Regions from separate parts of the Homo sapiens genome. Here regions 2 and 3 are each linked to region 1. Evidence: read pairs that join two places in POLR2A ChIA-PET (ENCODE). Cell type or tissue: A673. All regions are shown on one strand.

Region 1 (5,000 bases):
TTGTGTCCCTCATTGTTTTCTCTGCTGTCCCTTTTTCAGAAGCACTGATAATGACGATGCTACTAAAAGGAAAGTCAACTTGGTCTTTGAGAAAATCCAGACCTTAAAGTCTCGAGCAGCTGGGAGCGCCCAAGGAAATAACCAAGTAAATGGAAGTTTTGTATTTTGTAGAGTGCATTTAGCATGGAATGTGGTAAACAACTTGCTGTTTCTTCAGTCTGTATGTTTGTTTATAGCAGTAAGTGGGAAGTTGCCTGAGTAGTGAGGAGTACTCTTCATGTTTTACATGTTGCAGCAACATTTTATTGAGACAGAGTCTCTGTCACCCTGGCTGGAGTGTAGTGGTATGATCTTGGCTCACTGCAACCTCTGCCTCCTGAGCTCAAGCCATCCTCCTACCTCAGCCTCCCAAGCAGCTGGAACTACAGGCATGTGCCACCACACCCGGCTAATTTTTGTGTTTTTAGTAGGGTGAGGGTTTCACCATGTTGCTCAGGCTGGTCTCGAACGTCTGGGCTCAAGCAATCCACTCACGTTGGCCTCCCAAAGTGCTAGGATTACAGGCGTAAGCCACCATGCTTGGCCTTTCCCAGCCTTTTTTCCAGAAAAGTTTAAAGATATTTTATTTAAAAATACATAGACTATAACAGGATGATACAAACAGATGGCGAGATTTAGAAGAGGAAAATAAGAATAGGAAGACTAGCATTGTCATAGGCAAACATGGAAGGTAAGTGTGAACAGGCTTGGACCCAAGCTCTGGAGCTTCAGGTGTGAAAGAGAATGGGACTAGAGACTGGTGACACTGATCAGCTGTGGTGCAGGGGACAGGAAAGAGCCCAGTGGTGCCAAGTTAGTTTTTAAATAACTGCCTGTCTGATTGATTGTGCTGAATTTGAGTGGGGACATAGAGATTTTTTTGGTTAAGGAAGGAGCCCTCTCACATTTGATAAACAACTACTCTATGTCAGACACACCTGGTGCCCTGGAAGGAAGCCACTCGTAAGAGAGTACGGCTAAACACTCGTTCCTCAATCTTCCACCGCCTTGTGTGGAACTCATTTCTTGCTTGTCCATCTTCCTTTCCCCTCCCAGGGGAGTTCTGCATGGGAAGGAAAGAGGAAGACACCTGGAGGCAGGTAACAGGAAACTTGTCTGTAGCTTCTTTCTAACTTGGGAAGCGTACATACAGGGGATAATTTTAGGCGTCAACCTACCATCTTTACTACTTGTTATTCCCCCAGCACTCAGCTAACCCATGACTGCTGCTGTGGCCTCAAATAGAACAATGCCGTACACACACATACGCAATTCCCACTGGGGAATCTTTACACCATAGTCCTTGCGTATTACACCATAGTCCTTGCATATACATAGCCTTGAGGAGCTCTACATAGTTCTTAAAGTCAGTCCAGTATTTGTTTGCTAAAACTCTGAAGTCCAAATTATCAACACGATTCTTGTTTTTTTGTATACCTGCATACAGGCTATGCAGGGAGTGCGGGTTGGAATCTCACCGGCTGTTACAGAGCAATATAAAGGGTCTTGAACACAGGGGCTTTGGGTATAACTTAGCTAACAGATGAGTCTTCAACAAATATCCTTTTTATATTGTTTTATTGGGGTATAACTTATATAAAGTAAATTACACAAATTGTATCTGTACAGTTCATTGAATTTTTAACATAGTTTTGCATCCATGCAAATCTCAACCAGATCAAGATGCAGAACACTCCCATCACCCAGGTTTCCTGGGTTTCTTCCCCCATCAGTTACACCCCATTCTTCTGGAGGTAATCATATCCTGACTTCTATCACCTAGAGTCGTTTTGCCTTTCTTGACTTTTATATAAATTTTCACAATATGTATTCTTGTGTGTGTAGCTGCATTTCCTCAACATTATATCATCAAGATTCATTAGTGTTGCATGTACTCGTAGTTTTTTTTGGTATCGAAATGTAATTTTCCATTGTATCTGTATAACATAGTGTGTATTCTTGGTGTACATTTCTGGTTTGGGGCTATTAGGAATAAAGCTACTGTGAACATTATTGTACTTGTTTGGGGAGGGGAGTAAACACATTCACTCATTTCTCTTGAGAATATACCTAGAAGTAAAATTGCTGAGTTGTGAGTTAGGCATGTGTTTAACTCGTAAATTATACCTGTTTGTTCTTAGAGTGAGCGCAGTCTTTGGCCTTGATGTTGAGATTGTCCTTGTGGGTCACAGACTAGGGGTGAACAGCCTGAACTGGGTAAGTCAGGGTAGCCCTTCTAGGGACAGTGACACTAATGGTGCCCCAAGAGATCATAGAATTATTTGTGAGAAGAAGGGAAGCTGGGGTGTTCTAAGTTAAGTGACTAGCACAGACAAATATAAAGAGGCATGGGTTGCCATGTTAGAGGGAATTTAGTGTAGTGGGAACACAGAGCCAGGATGGGCTGAGGAAGAGCCTGGTAGCAAGGACATTGGAAGTTGGAAGTTATGTAAGAAGTTTCCATTTCGGGCTGGGAAGGGGATGGGTTACCATTGTTGGATTTTAAACAGATGTGAATACCATTGTGTTTGTGAAAGTTTATTCCTTTTGTGGCTTTTGGAAAGAGGTAAGATTAGAGGAAGAGAGACCAATGAAAAGCTAATGCCTGTCTAGGTGTGGTCCCTCACACCTGTAACCCCGGCACTTTGGGAGGCTGTGGAGGGAGGGTTTCTTGAGGCCAAGAGTTTGAGACCAGCCTGGGCAATGTAGTGAGACCCTGTCTCTAGAAAAATTAAAAAATTAGCCAGGCGAGGTGGCACATGCCTGTAGCCCCAGCTACTCAGGAAGCTGAGGCAGAAGTCACTTGAGACCAGGAGGTGGAGGCTGCAGTGAGCTATGATTGTGCCACTGTACTCCAGCCTGGGTGACAGAATGAGTCATTGTCTCTTAAAAACAACAACAAAAGAAGCTGCCAAATCAAGAGATGATGAGAAAATGAACCAAGACTTTTAGACTTCAGGTTCCTATTACAGCTCCATGACTGTTTAATTGCCACGTTTTCCTACTCCTCTTCCCTCCCTCTTAGGTTTGGAATCTGATTACTTGCTGGCAAAGGTTTTAGAGTTTTATCTTTGCGGTGTCACTTAAGTGATTAGGAGAGAATGTAAGAACCCTCTCCCTTAGGGACGGAGACCATACTGGAAAACAGCAAAGCAGGTAGAGATTTTGTATGGGAAAGAACAATGTATAATTTCCCTCACTGGGTTGGATTTCTGTTTCTAAAATGGATTGTTATTTTGCCTAAGAAAATTGGAAGTTGTGTGTTTGTGTTTCTAATCATCTTCACAGGAGTAGGTAGGGAAGTACCTCATTCCAAGTTTATCACACACAACTTGCACCTGGATTCAGGGATGTGTGAGCCAAGATGCCGCCGTTTCTAGCTTTGATTCCTACTTTTATTTCTTCCCCTCAGCTATTTGTAGTTTTCTAACCACTTTACTGTAGGATTTTAGCCAAATCCTTTTGAGAGAATCATCATGTTATTTTCATGGAAGAAGAAGAAGAAAAAAAGATCCATTAATATTCATACTCAGATCAGAGAGATAATATTTTGTAATAGACTCTCTTCAATCAGATCCCTCTTCATTATGGAAATGTAACATCTAAAAGGAGAAAGCCAATTTAGCTAACATACACTTATTTACTACTTGCATACAGGCTATGCAGAGAGGGATGGAATCTCACTGGCGGTGACTCAGCAATAATCTCTAGTGTAATGTAGATTACACTGTAACAAATATATGTATAAAGGGTCTTGGGAACACAGAGGCAGGGGCTTTGGGTATAACTTAGCAAACAGATAAGTCTTCAACAAATATCTGTTTTTATATTGTTTTATTGGGGTATAACTTATATAAAGTAAATTACACAAATTCCATCTATACAGTTCATTGAATTTTTAACATAGGTTTGCTTCCATGCAAATACCATCTAGATCAAGATATAGAACACTCCCATCACCCAGGTTTCCTGGGTTTCCTGTGTTCCTTCCCCATAAATTGTCCCCCTTCCTTCTGGGGGTGATCATATCGTGACTTCTATCACCTAGAGTAGTTTTGCCTTTCTTGAATTTTACATACATAAAATTTTACAATATGTATTATAATAAGTATTCTCGTGTGTCCGGCTTCATTTCCTCAACATTATATCAGCAGGATTCATTAATGTTGCATATACTGGTAGCTATTTTGTATTGAAATGTAGTTTTCTGTTGTAATCAGTCAACATAGTGTATACTCTTAGTGGTCATTTCTGGTATTTAGCTGCTAGGTGTAATGCCAAACTGAACATTACTTTTTTTTTTTTTTTTTTTGTAAACACACTCACTCATTTCTCTTGAGAATATATCTGAGAGTATAATTTGTGGGTTGTAAATTAGGTGTACTTTTAACTGTTAAATGTTCCCAAATGATTTTACACAGTGATTGAAACAATTTACACTCCTGGTAGTGCAGCATGCCAGTTCCAGTGGCTATATATCCTCTGTAATACTTAGACTCTTTTCCATTACTTTGGTCTACTTGTCTCTCCTTACACTACTATCGTACGGTTTAAATACTGCCACTTTAGTAAGCCTTCAGATCTGGTAGCTTTATTCTTCTCCGAGATTATCTTAGCTATTCTAGGTCTTTTGCCTTTCCATATAAACTTTTATCAGCTTGTCAGCTTCCACCAAGAAAAGCCTCTAGGAATTTTGATTGGGATTATACCAAATGCATAGATAAATTTGGTGGAACTGACGTCTTAATATTATTGGTGTTCTTATTTGTGAACATGAACTTTGTCCCCACTTATTTATGTCTTAGCATCTCTCAGCAGCGTTCCGTCATTTTTGTTAGAGAGGTCTCGCACATCTTTCATTTAGATGTAGTCCCTTTCCAGTGCTGTTCATTCCTTTCTGTACTTCTGTGTTTCCATCTCGGACTGGTTTCCTTCAGCCTGGAGAACTATTTTTTGAATAT
Region 2 (5,000 bases), 270 kb after region 1:
GTCATTTAGCTGGGAGTGGGAGAGAGGTAAGGGAATAGTGAAGAGGGCTACCAAGAATTCAGGAAGTTTAAGAGACAGGGAGCCTCCTGTATAAGTTAGAGGAGAACAGGAAAGGCAGGGCTTTGAGGAGTCCTTAGGCCATAGACAGGTAGGGATTGAGAGGGTTCCGTGTGAGAGGTGGCTTGGAGGTTGGAAGGTGGGGTCAGGTAGTGTCCTTTGGGTCCTTTCTGCTCTTCCTTCTGCATACTCTTCTGGCTTCATGTATCACCTGGATGCTGGAGGCTGACCCCTGTGCACCTCTATCCCAGATCTTCCCAGAACTTTAGGTTTGCATAGCCAATTAACCATGAAACTTGATCACTTGGGTGTTCCCAGGTACCTCAGCTTAATGATGTACAAAGTGGAACTGCAGTTTCTTTCCAAGGTGATTTCCATATTCCCTAATAGTGCCACCACCTTCTCGGTTTTCTTCCCCTAAGGTATCTTCGATTTTTCTCATCTCCATATCTGCTAGCCATGAAGACCTACTTATTTCTTTGATCTTCATCTCTATAATTGTTCTTCATCTTCTGTCGAAGTGAAGACTCTCATCTCTCTCGGGCTGTAATTGTGGCCCCTTCTACCTCTAGTCTTAACTACCAGTCTATCTCCACTGCTGCCAGAGTGAAATTTGTAAGATGGAAATCCGAACTTGTTACGGAGAACTCTTCATTGCAGTCTGGGCCTAGGCTACTTCCCAGCCCTCTTTCTCGCTGTCTTTTCTGTGTAGCCAGAAAAGCTGAGTCTGTCTACCTTCTGTACTTTCTCTCACTCCCCTTGCTGGGATGCACTTCTCTCCTTATTTACATGGGTAAGCAGTTATTATTCCAAGACTGTTCAAAGCTTTTTTGAAACTTTTCTTAGCCTCCCTGTCTCCCACTAGAACTGGCCATTTCCTTATGTTCCAATGTATCTTGTTGAGATATCTATCACAGTATCTCTGGTATTGTATTGCACTGAAACTTTACATGTGTATTTCTTTCTACTGGGCAATAAGCCCTTTTGCAAATGTTCTTTGAATAAATGAAAAAAAAAAAAAAAACTCCAGATGAAATACAAGGTTTGAATAAGGAAGGAAAAGGCAAAGAGCCTGTATGCACACAAACACACCCCTATTTGTTAGAGCAATGAATACTGGTAAATTACTTACTGTTACCTTTGGAGGAGAATTAATTGCTAAGGTAAAGGCCATTTGTGTGAATGTTTTAAATGTGTCTACAAATAAAATAATCTGATTGTATAACACAAGTTTTCCTTTCATCAGGTTACCTTTTCGACAAAATGATTCATCTAGTCATTGCCAGAAGAGTGGGTCTCCTATTTCCTCAGAAGAGCGGCGGCGCAGGGATAAGCAGCATCTTGATGACATCACAGCAGCTCGGCTTCTACCACTTCACCATATGCCCACGCAGCTGCTCTCCATAGAAGAATCCTTGGCACTTCAGAAACAGCAGAAACAGAATTATGAGGTATTTAGAGTATTTTTTTTCTTGTCTGTTTGTTGGGTGCTGCTTACATAAGCTAGAATTTACTCCAGGTTCAAGGAGGAAGGAATGGAATAGAGGGGATTAGGTGCTTCCATGAGCTCAGATCTATGCCACTAGTTTTCAGAGAGTCACAAAGTTGCTAGAACTGCAGGAAGTAGCTAGAGATGATCACAGCTACCTTCAACATTAAAGTGGTGATTTGCCTGGAGATGTGGGGAGACTTGTAGAATTTCATGTCTTAAAGCTCATTTACCTGCCTGTTCCTGTTAGGATAGTAGTAGCATCGCATCTCTCCCTTTCACCTTGTAAAACTCATGTGACAGCTTCTCAGTGGCGGACTCAAACCCAGACCCCTTGTTAGAGAATGAGGAGAATGTAGTTCCCAGGCTTCCATCTTCTGCAGTACAGGGGAGGGCATAGAAGGAGTGGGAGGATAATGTTGTGTAGCCAGCAGACAGTGAGACACTGCTTTAGAGCATAATCTGCAGGCCCATGTGAAGAGAGAAATATCTCCTGCTTTTGGCAGCTTAATCAATTTTGCATAGCACTTTGTTTCCATGTGTTTTGCATTGAACTTCAAACATGTATGTTGAGAGTTTGTATACAGAATAATGGGATGGGAGAAAATAAGTGTGAAGGACCATAGGGGAACAGAAAAGTTTAGAAGTATTTAGTAATAATTTTAGCCTCCAGGAGAACAGTATCCTGTCTCACTTCCTAGGTATTGATTAGCTAGATTTTAGTCAGGTACTAGTGCACCAACTAGTATAACACCAGACTGTTCAGGAGTTCGAGACCAGCGTGGGCAACATAGCTAGACTCCATCTTTACCAAAAAATTAGCCGGGCATTGGGGCATGCAACTGTGGTTCCAGCTACCTGTGGGGCTGAGGTAGGAGGATTGCTTGAGCTCAGGAGGTCGAGGCTGCAGTGAGCCGCAGTCACACCACTGCACTCTGTATAGCCTGGGTGACAGAGTGAGACCCTGTCTCAAAAAAAAAAACAACAAAACAGGCTGTTAATCTGCTTTGGCTTTTCATAAAAGCCTTGGCATGGATTGGCATTATCAAGGTGCTCTTTTTGAAAAAAACCATTTTTCTTTCAGTGCATTAAAATGACTGTCTAGTTATGGCTGTAGCATTGAGGAAGTGTTTACTGTCTCTGAGCTCTTAAATGCCTGTCCTAAGATATTTTTAGGTTGAATTAAACCCTTCATCTTTAAATTGTTTTTTTTTAGCAGAGAAGTTGTAGTGGTAATAGCTCCCACTTTTACTGACCCATATTCATGGCTTGAAGAGGAGGACATCAAGAAGTTCAAGAAAGCATGAGAAAAGGGAAGAACTGAATTAGGAATGACATTGCCACCTACCATCAGTTGGTGGTAAAGTCCTTGGGAGTTTTTAAGTACATTGCCAGTGTCTGAAATTTACTTGGACTTTTTATTGGATACTAGTTGCTGTAGGACTTTATTTGGAGAGGAATAGTCAGCTTTTTAGTATTAATTTCTTGATTTTCATTTTGCCATTGAAATGTAATTCCCAAGTCTGGAAGTCATGATTGTAATTAGGGAAGAAGGTCCTGTCAGTTGTAGAAATCTAGACAGCATTAGTCCTTCTTTTTTTTTTTTTTTTTTTTTTTTTTTTTTTTTTTTTTTGAGACGGAGTCTTGTTCTGTCACCCAGGCTGGAGTTCAGTGGCGCAGTCTCAGCTCACTGCAAGCTCCGCCTCCCGGGTTCACGCCATTCTTGTTCATTCTTGTGAACCCGGGAACACGCCGGGTTCACAGGCACCCGCCACCACGCCCGGCTAATTTTTTGTATATTTAGTAGAGACGGGGATTCATCGTGTTAGCCAGGATGGTCTCGATCTCCTGACCTCGTGATCCGCCTGCCTCAGCTTCCCAAAGTGCTGGGATTACAGGCGTGAGCCACTGCACCGGGCCCCAGCATTAGTCATTTTTGACATTTGATAGGTCAAATTGTTATGTGAGTGTGTATACATGTGCATGTGCCCCCATATTTAACGCATCTGTATTTATAAGTATTGTAGTGCTAAGCTCATTACTCAGTTTCTTATATAGAGGAGTGTATTTCAGTGCAATGTTGTATATTAATGGAGGTCAGTAACTTCAACTGTAGCAGGCTGGTGGCTGTCAGAAGCATTACCCAGTTGTGTCTGATAGGGCACAGCCATCAGGCTTGTATTGCCCAAGGGAGCACTCAGTGAGGTGTCAGTGTCCCTCTTATTGCTGATTCTAGGTAACTTCCCATTGAAAAATTGTAAGGAAGAGATGTGAACGTGTAACTTTGTGCTTTGCTCTTTGTTTTAAAGGAGATGCAAGCAAAGCTCGCAGCGCAAAAATTAGCTGAAAGACTGAATATTAAAATGCGGAGTTATAATCCAGAAGGGGAGTCTTCAGGGAGATACCGAGAAGTAAGGGATGAAGATGACGATTGGTCCTCTGATGAATTCTGAAGATAATCTCCTAAATCACTGACGTTGAGATGTCATCATCTTACATCAGACTTTCTAACTAGTATCAAGATCAGTGTCAGATATTGTTGAGGGAAGTAATTTTATAAAGTTACACAAAGGTAGTTATAAAAAAAGCCCAGTTTGTCTTTCAGAAGGTGACTTTCATGTGCTTGAAAAGTTTAATATTTGAATATTGTGTTTAACCACATGGTATTAAAATTTTGCAATATATTGTGTATTGGTCTGATATTTTAGTATATAGTAGAACATACTTTTTTTTTCTTTAAGCCAAATGAAAAGAGGTAACTTTGCTTTTTTCCTTTTTCTTACCTATCAAATAGCATTTATTACATGTCTTTCAGTGAAATACTTAGTTGTTCCAGGCACCTAAAATCAATTAGGAAGACATAGTTCCCTTCTTTTTTGGGTAATGAAGGGAGCAGTCTAAAGAATTGTATGCATGTTTGCATGGGGTTATTGAGACATTGGATGTGAAATACCTAGGAAGACATGTATGGAGAATGCTTAACAAATGCTCTTCTCCTTTTTCTGTCTTCCCTTAGGAAGAACGTTATCTCTCTTCTGATTAGGAAGGACTTCCCTTTTGAGTAGATGCTGGAAAGTGGAGGTTTTTTTTGTTGGTTTGTTTGTTTGGTTTTGTGTTTTTTTTTGAGATGGGGTCTTGCTCTGTCGCCCAGGCTGGAGTGCAGTGGCAGGATCTCGGCTCACTGCAATCTAGGTGGAGGTCTTTTTAAATAACCTCATGTTACTTCAGGCAAATCTGGTACAGGAGAAGCCCAAGCTAACTGAGCTGGGTGAAGGCTTGTGCATCACCTGGCTTGAGTTCCTTGCTGTCACAGATGATAGGTTCATGTACACAACATTAATGTTTGATAAGGAAAGCATTTTTTTTTTGTTAAAATTGAATTGTCAGTACTTTACTTTTTTCCCCCCAAATAGGTATATATAGACTGCAGAAGCTTCAGTCCCATATATAAACG
Region 3 (5,000 bases), 120 kb before region 1:
TGAAGATGGCCCCCTTTTCAAGAACCCTTCCTGGAATCCTGAGTTTGGGGGTCGTGATCTTTCCAATCCCGTATCCACGGTCACTGCCTTCACCTGAATGCGATTGCAATTCGCTAGCCCTTCAATTCAACAAATATTCTGGAATGATTAGCGTGTGCTGTGACAATGACAAATTCCGATACGGGAAGACATGAATTAAATGATCACGTTCACCCACGCGTGATTAGAAACAGGGAAGGGTAAAGAAGGAAGAGAAAACGGCTTCCTGAGAGCTTGCCTGGGGTCTGGAAGGATGAACACGGAGCTGGGGGCATGGAAGGGAGCTGTTCCCAGGAGAGTTGAGTGGGCTGGGCTGGCCTCTTGAGGCTGGGAGAGGTAGACGGTGTGTCTTGATCAGAGGAGCCATCTGGGAATCCTTTGAGGGTTTAAAAAGGGGAGTAACAGATCCAATTTTTATTTCAGGACAATCATGCTGGCTGTTAGTGAAGAATGGCCTGGAGCACTGGGTCTCCGCCCCAGCTGCCTGGGAGAAACTGTGTTGAAGGAGCCATACCCCCTGGCCTCCCCTCCAGACTCCAGACAACCCCAGTCAGCTGGCTGGGAGGGAGGCAGAAGAGAAACAGGGGTGCACCTGGGGCTCCTGCAGGGGTCCAGCCAGGAGATGGGGGCAACTTGGACAGGGACGGTGAGAGAGGAATGGGCTCGGGGGGCATTTGGGAGATGAAAAGGGCAAGGCTTGGCCATGAATTCCCATGGGATGAAAGAGAAGGAATTGTCAGGATTGAGTCCCAAGTTTCTAGCTCATGCAAATAAACAAACGGGGCATCCGCTGAGCTCAAGAGCATGGGGAAGGGGTGTTGGAGACTCTCCCGGGGACCCCTGCAGACTTCTGTAACCCCTTTGAGTTCTCGCAGGCAGAGGCCACGGTGGGTGGGGAGCAGGCCTTGGCAGGGTACCCGCCCCCCACCAGGCACCCTCCATCCTAGTAGCCCTTGGGGAGACATACTGTGGCCAGAGGAAGGGTACGGAGAGGTAGAGGAAGCCAACCGGTGTTCCCGGGCAGCCACCATGTGGTCAAAGGACCAGGCAGCTTGTTTGGAAGCGTCTCTGAGGCACAAAGTGCCAGGACCCAGTGCTCCCTGAGCCCTCCCAGCAGGAAAATGAAAACTCAGCAATGGGCTCCCAGGGAGGCGGGACTGGGGGTGCCTTCCATTTATGAGAGGCCCGCAGAGCAATTCCTGCCGCAGGGGTTTCTGATCAGTCAGAACATCTGCCCACGTTGATGTCTTCCAGCCACCTGATGCAGTGGCTTGGGCCTGTGGGTTGGGGGGAGTGGGATCTTAGGCCTGTTTTTTGGGTTAATAAATTTTGTGACCTTGGATGACATGTCACTTATCTCACAGATCCTGGGAAGGGCAGGAGGAGGAGTGAGACCTGGCCTGCCCTCTCCCTAGAGGCTCATCAGCTCCCTGGAGACAGACACGCCCTGGGTAAAGAACAGATCCCACTCAGCCAGGCAGAGTTTCCTGGAGGAGGAGGAGGGAGAGAAAGAGGGCAGGAAGAAGAGGGGAGGGTGCAGAGGGGGAGAAAGAAAGGAGGGGAGGAGGTGAAGAGAAAAGGGAGGAGGAGAAAGGAAAAGGAGAAAACCTGTTTTCTGTCTTTAACTGTCCTTCCCCTCAACTGGGACCCTGTGCTCCTCCTCCTCAGTCAGAACTCCCCCCTCAGGTCCCCCCACTTCACGTCCCTCCACACTTCCTGTCCCTCCCCCACTCATGTCCCTCTCCCCTTATGTCCCTCCCCCTATTGTGTCCCTCCTCCCCTTGTGTCCCTCCTCCCCTTGTGTCCCTCCCCCTCTCAGGTCCCTCCCCCTCCTCATGTCCCTCCCCATCACAGGTCCCTCCCCTCCTCATGTCCCTCCCCATCACAGGTCCCTCCCCTCCTCATGTCCCTCCCCATCTCAGGTCCCTCCCCGCCTCGTGTCTTCCTCCCCCTCAGGTCCCTCCCAACCTCCTATCCCTCCTCAGCTTGTGTTCCCCCACCGCTGTGTCCCTCACCCCCTCATGTCCCTCCCCCCTCAGGTCCCTCCCCCTCTCAGGTCCCTCCTATCCTCGTGTCCCTCCCTCCCTCAGGTCCCTCCCCCACTCAGGTTCCTCCCTCCCTCCTGTCCCTCCCCCGCTCAGGTCCCTCCTCCCCTCACATTCTTCTGTCTTCATTTACAGGCAGGAGAAATTTCAAAGTGTGTTTGTACCACAATTACTTTAAAACTCTAAAGTTGACCTTTAACGGTTTGTGGATGTTTTAATTTTACTTTTACGTGATAACCTGCAATAACTACACAGATGCATGCATTTTTGTGCTTATTTGTAAGTGCTTTCTTTAAAACTGCTTTTTTCTTACATCCTTTCAGTTCCTTTCCCTATGCCTGGAGCCTGGGTACCAGCTATTGAAAACTGCTTTTCTCCTTGTTCATTCAAACATATTCACACATAAAGGTTGTCATTCCTTTTTGTCACTATTTGACAAAAATTGGATCATACCGTATACAATTCTCTGCTATTTGTTTTGCTCACCTAACAATAAATACACTGTGAAAAATACCTTCAGATGAGTAGATATCAATCTTGTTCATTCTTTTTTTTTTTTTTTTTTGAGACAGGGTCTCACTCCCTTGCCCAGGTTGGAGTGCAGTGGTTCAGTCACAGCTCACTGCAGCCTCGCCTCCCAGGCTCAATCGATCCTTTCACCTCAGCCTCTCGAGTAGATGGAACTACAGGCATGCACCACTGAACCTGGCGAATTTTCATATTTTTTTGTAGAGATGGGGTTTTGACATGTTGCCTAGGCTGGTCTTAAATTCCTAAGCTCAAGAGATCCGCCTACTTCAGCCTCCGAAAGTGCTGGGATTACAGGCCTGGGCCACCTTGCCCTGCCTCTTACTCATTTTTTTATTCCAGGTTGCAGGGTTTTATTTCAGCAACACAGAGACAGTCAAGCACAGCCATACAGCAGGGGCATCCACAGCTGCCTCAGGAGGCGGCAGCGGTGGCCTCTTTTGCAGCTTTTCTCTCTTCCAGCATCCTCTGCTTGTGTTTGGCCCGGCACTTCCTGGCAGAATGGTGGGCCCCCAGGTCCTGATAGCGGTCCTGGTAAGCCTTGGCCACCTGGGTGAATGCTCCACTTCCTTGGCCCAGTTCTACCTGTAGTTGTCTTCTTCCCACTACTGACAGGTCTTGAGCCGCTCCTGGATAATATTGACGATTTCTTGATCGACTTTGTAGTCCCTCCTCCACTGCATTTCGGCTTCATATATGCACAGTGTTTCACGTGTCCATGTGAAGACACGTGAGACCACCAAGCAGGCTTTGTGTGAGCAACAAGCCTGTTTATTTCACCTGGGCGCAGGGGGCTGAGTCCTAAAAGAAAGCCAGCAAAGGGTGGTGGATTATCATTAGTTCTTACAGGTTTTGGGATAGGCGGTGGAGTTTGGAGCGATGTTTTGCTGGCAGGGGCTGGATCTCACAAAGTACATTCTCAAGGGTGGGGAGAGAATTGCAAAGAACCTTCTTCAGGGTGGGGGAGATTACAAAGTACATTGATCAGTTAGGGTGGGGCAGAAACAAATCACAATGGTGGAGTGTCATCAGTTAAGGCTATTTTCACTTCTTTTGTGGATCTTTAGTTGCTTCAGGCCATCTGGATGTGTACGTGCCAGTCACAGGGGATATGATGGCTCAGCTTGGGCTCAGAGGCCTGACACACAAGATGTTCTTCTCCTTGCGCTCAGTGATGCCCAGCACGCGGCAGTACTGCCGGTGGTAGTAGTAATACCTGTTCTTTGCGTGCTGCCACTCTATAAACTCTCACGAGGGTCGCCGGTCGGTCCACTAGGAGGTCGAAGGCCTTCATCAGGTAGACGACGGGGTTGGGCAGCCAAGTCTGCGATGACAGTGCTGGCATGTGGCGCGGGGGCGCAGGGTACACATCCTTGTCTCAGCTGTCCCACATGGCAGCAGTGAGCGCGGACTTCGCTCCTGGATGCGCTGCCCTGGCCTCCACCTCGGTCCCGGTCCCTACTGATTCTTTGTAATGGTTGTGTAATATTACATGGTGTGGACTTAATAAAGGACCCCTACGCAGCCAAGAGAGTTTTTTTCCCCAATGGGAAAACAGATTTTTTTTTTTTAATGTTTGAGATTTTAGTGAATTCTTTTTACCTGGCAAGGAGCTGAACTACCTGTACTGTTCAGAAGCCAAGTTCAGCAGTCTTGTATGTGGGATGTCTGTAAAGATTAAGAAAGGGGGCGGGCGTGGTGGTTCATGCCTGTAATCCCAGCACTTTGGGAGGCCGAGGTGGGTGGATCACGAGGTCAGGAGTTCGAGACCAGCCTGGCCAACAAAGGGAAACCCCCGTCTCTACTAAAAATACAAAAACTATCCGTGCGAGGTGGTGGGTGCCTGTAATCCCAGCTACTTGGGAGGCTGAGGCAGGAGAATTGCTTGAACCCGGGAGGTGGAGGCTACAGTAAGCGAAGATCGTGCCACTGCACTCCAGCCTGGCGACAAAGCAAGAGTCTCTCTCAAAAAAAAAAAAAAAAAAAAAAAAAAAAAAAAAGAATAAGAAATGGACTCTGCCCCAAGGAGTCTGTGCTCTTACCAGGGGGCAGAGCCACACGTGGCCATGAGACAGCTGCCCCTGGCAGCTGCACGGAGGAGAGCTTGACCGAGCATGCGGGAGGGAGGGCTTGAGGCTGGCCCGCTGGGAGGGGACAGCTCTGGCAGGAATCCTGGAAGGGCAGGTGTGGAGTCAGACATGATCTGATGTTCTGTGTGGCCAAGGCAGAAGGCCAGGCAGGAAAAACCCGGTTACTAAGAAGATTGGTTGAGCAGCCATCTCCCTCCCACTGACCGCCCCCCAGGAATCTGTATAACTTCAGCTTATTTTCAGCCTTTAGTTTCCCCTCGTTGGAGGTTGAGTGCCTGGTCTCTTGATTTTCTAACTG

Evidence for each region. Peaks named below come from ENCODE experiments on the same cell type or tissue, not always from the same donor. Only the 100,000 strongest peaks of a DNase experiment are listed, where the experiment ranks them.
Region 2: POLR2A ChIA-PET joins it to region 1 with 9 read pairs; 2 of 35 experiments call an interaction of 5 or more read pairs at or near these places.
Region 3: POLR2A ChIA-PET joins it to region 1 with 5 read pairs; 2 of 35 experiments call an interaction of 5 or more read pairs at or near these places.

The regions. Positions count from the first base shown.
Region 1 is chr15:57,442,334-57,447,333 of GRCh38, forward strand. It overlaps CGNL1 (cingulin like 1), which reads left to right. Exons shown (of 19, transcript NM_032866.5): 4 at 40-145. Among named protein-coding and RNA genes, the nearest start is that of CGNL1, 68 kb to the left of the region's middle. In A673, no CTCF peak of the experiment used is centred here; a DNase peak (open chromatin) is centred at 2,948; H3K27ac peaks cover 1,210 bases.
Region 2 is chr15:57,710,681-57,715,680 of GRCh38, forward strand. GCOM1 (GCOM1, MYZAP-POLR2M combined locus) reads left to right here. Exons shown (of 17, transcript NR_104371.3): 16 at 1,304-1,508; 17 at 3,856-5,000. POLR2M (RNA polymerase II subunit M) reads left to right here. Exons shown (of 4, transcript NM_015532.5): 3 at 1,304-1,508; 4 at 3,856-5,000. The coding sequence ends at 3,999. Among named protein-coding and RNA genes, the nearest start is that of POLR2M, 6.5 kb to the left of the region's middle. In A673, no CTCF peak of the experiment used is centred here; no DNase peak of the experiment used is centred here.
Region 3 is chr15:57,322,443-57,327,442 of GRCh38, forward strand. LINC01413 (long intergenic non-protein coding RNA 1413) reads left to right here. Exons shown (of 5, transcript NR_120337.1): 3 at 463-685; 4 at 1,404-1,490; 5 at 2,408-2,597. It also overlaps the pseudogene NDUFB10P1. Among named protein-coding and RNA genes, the nearest start is that of LINC01413, 5.8 kb to the left of the region's middle. RefSeq lists an enhancer at 1,064-1,571. In A673, no CTCF peak of the experiment used is centred here; DNase peaks (open chromatin) are centred at 1,539 and 2,049; H3K27ac peaks cover 2,216 bases.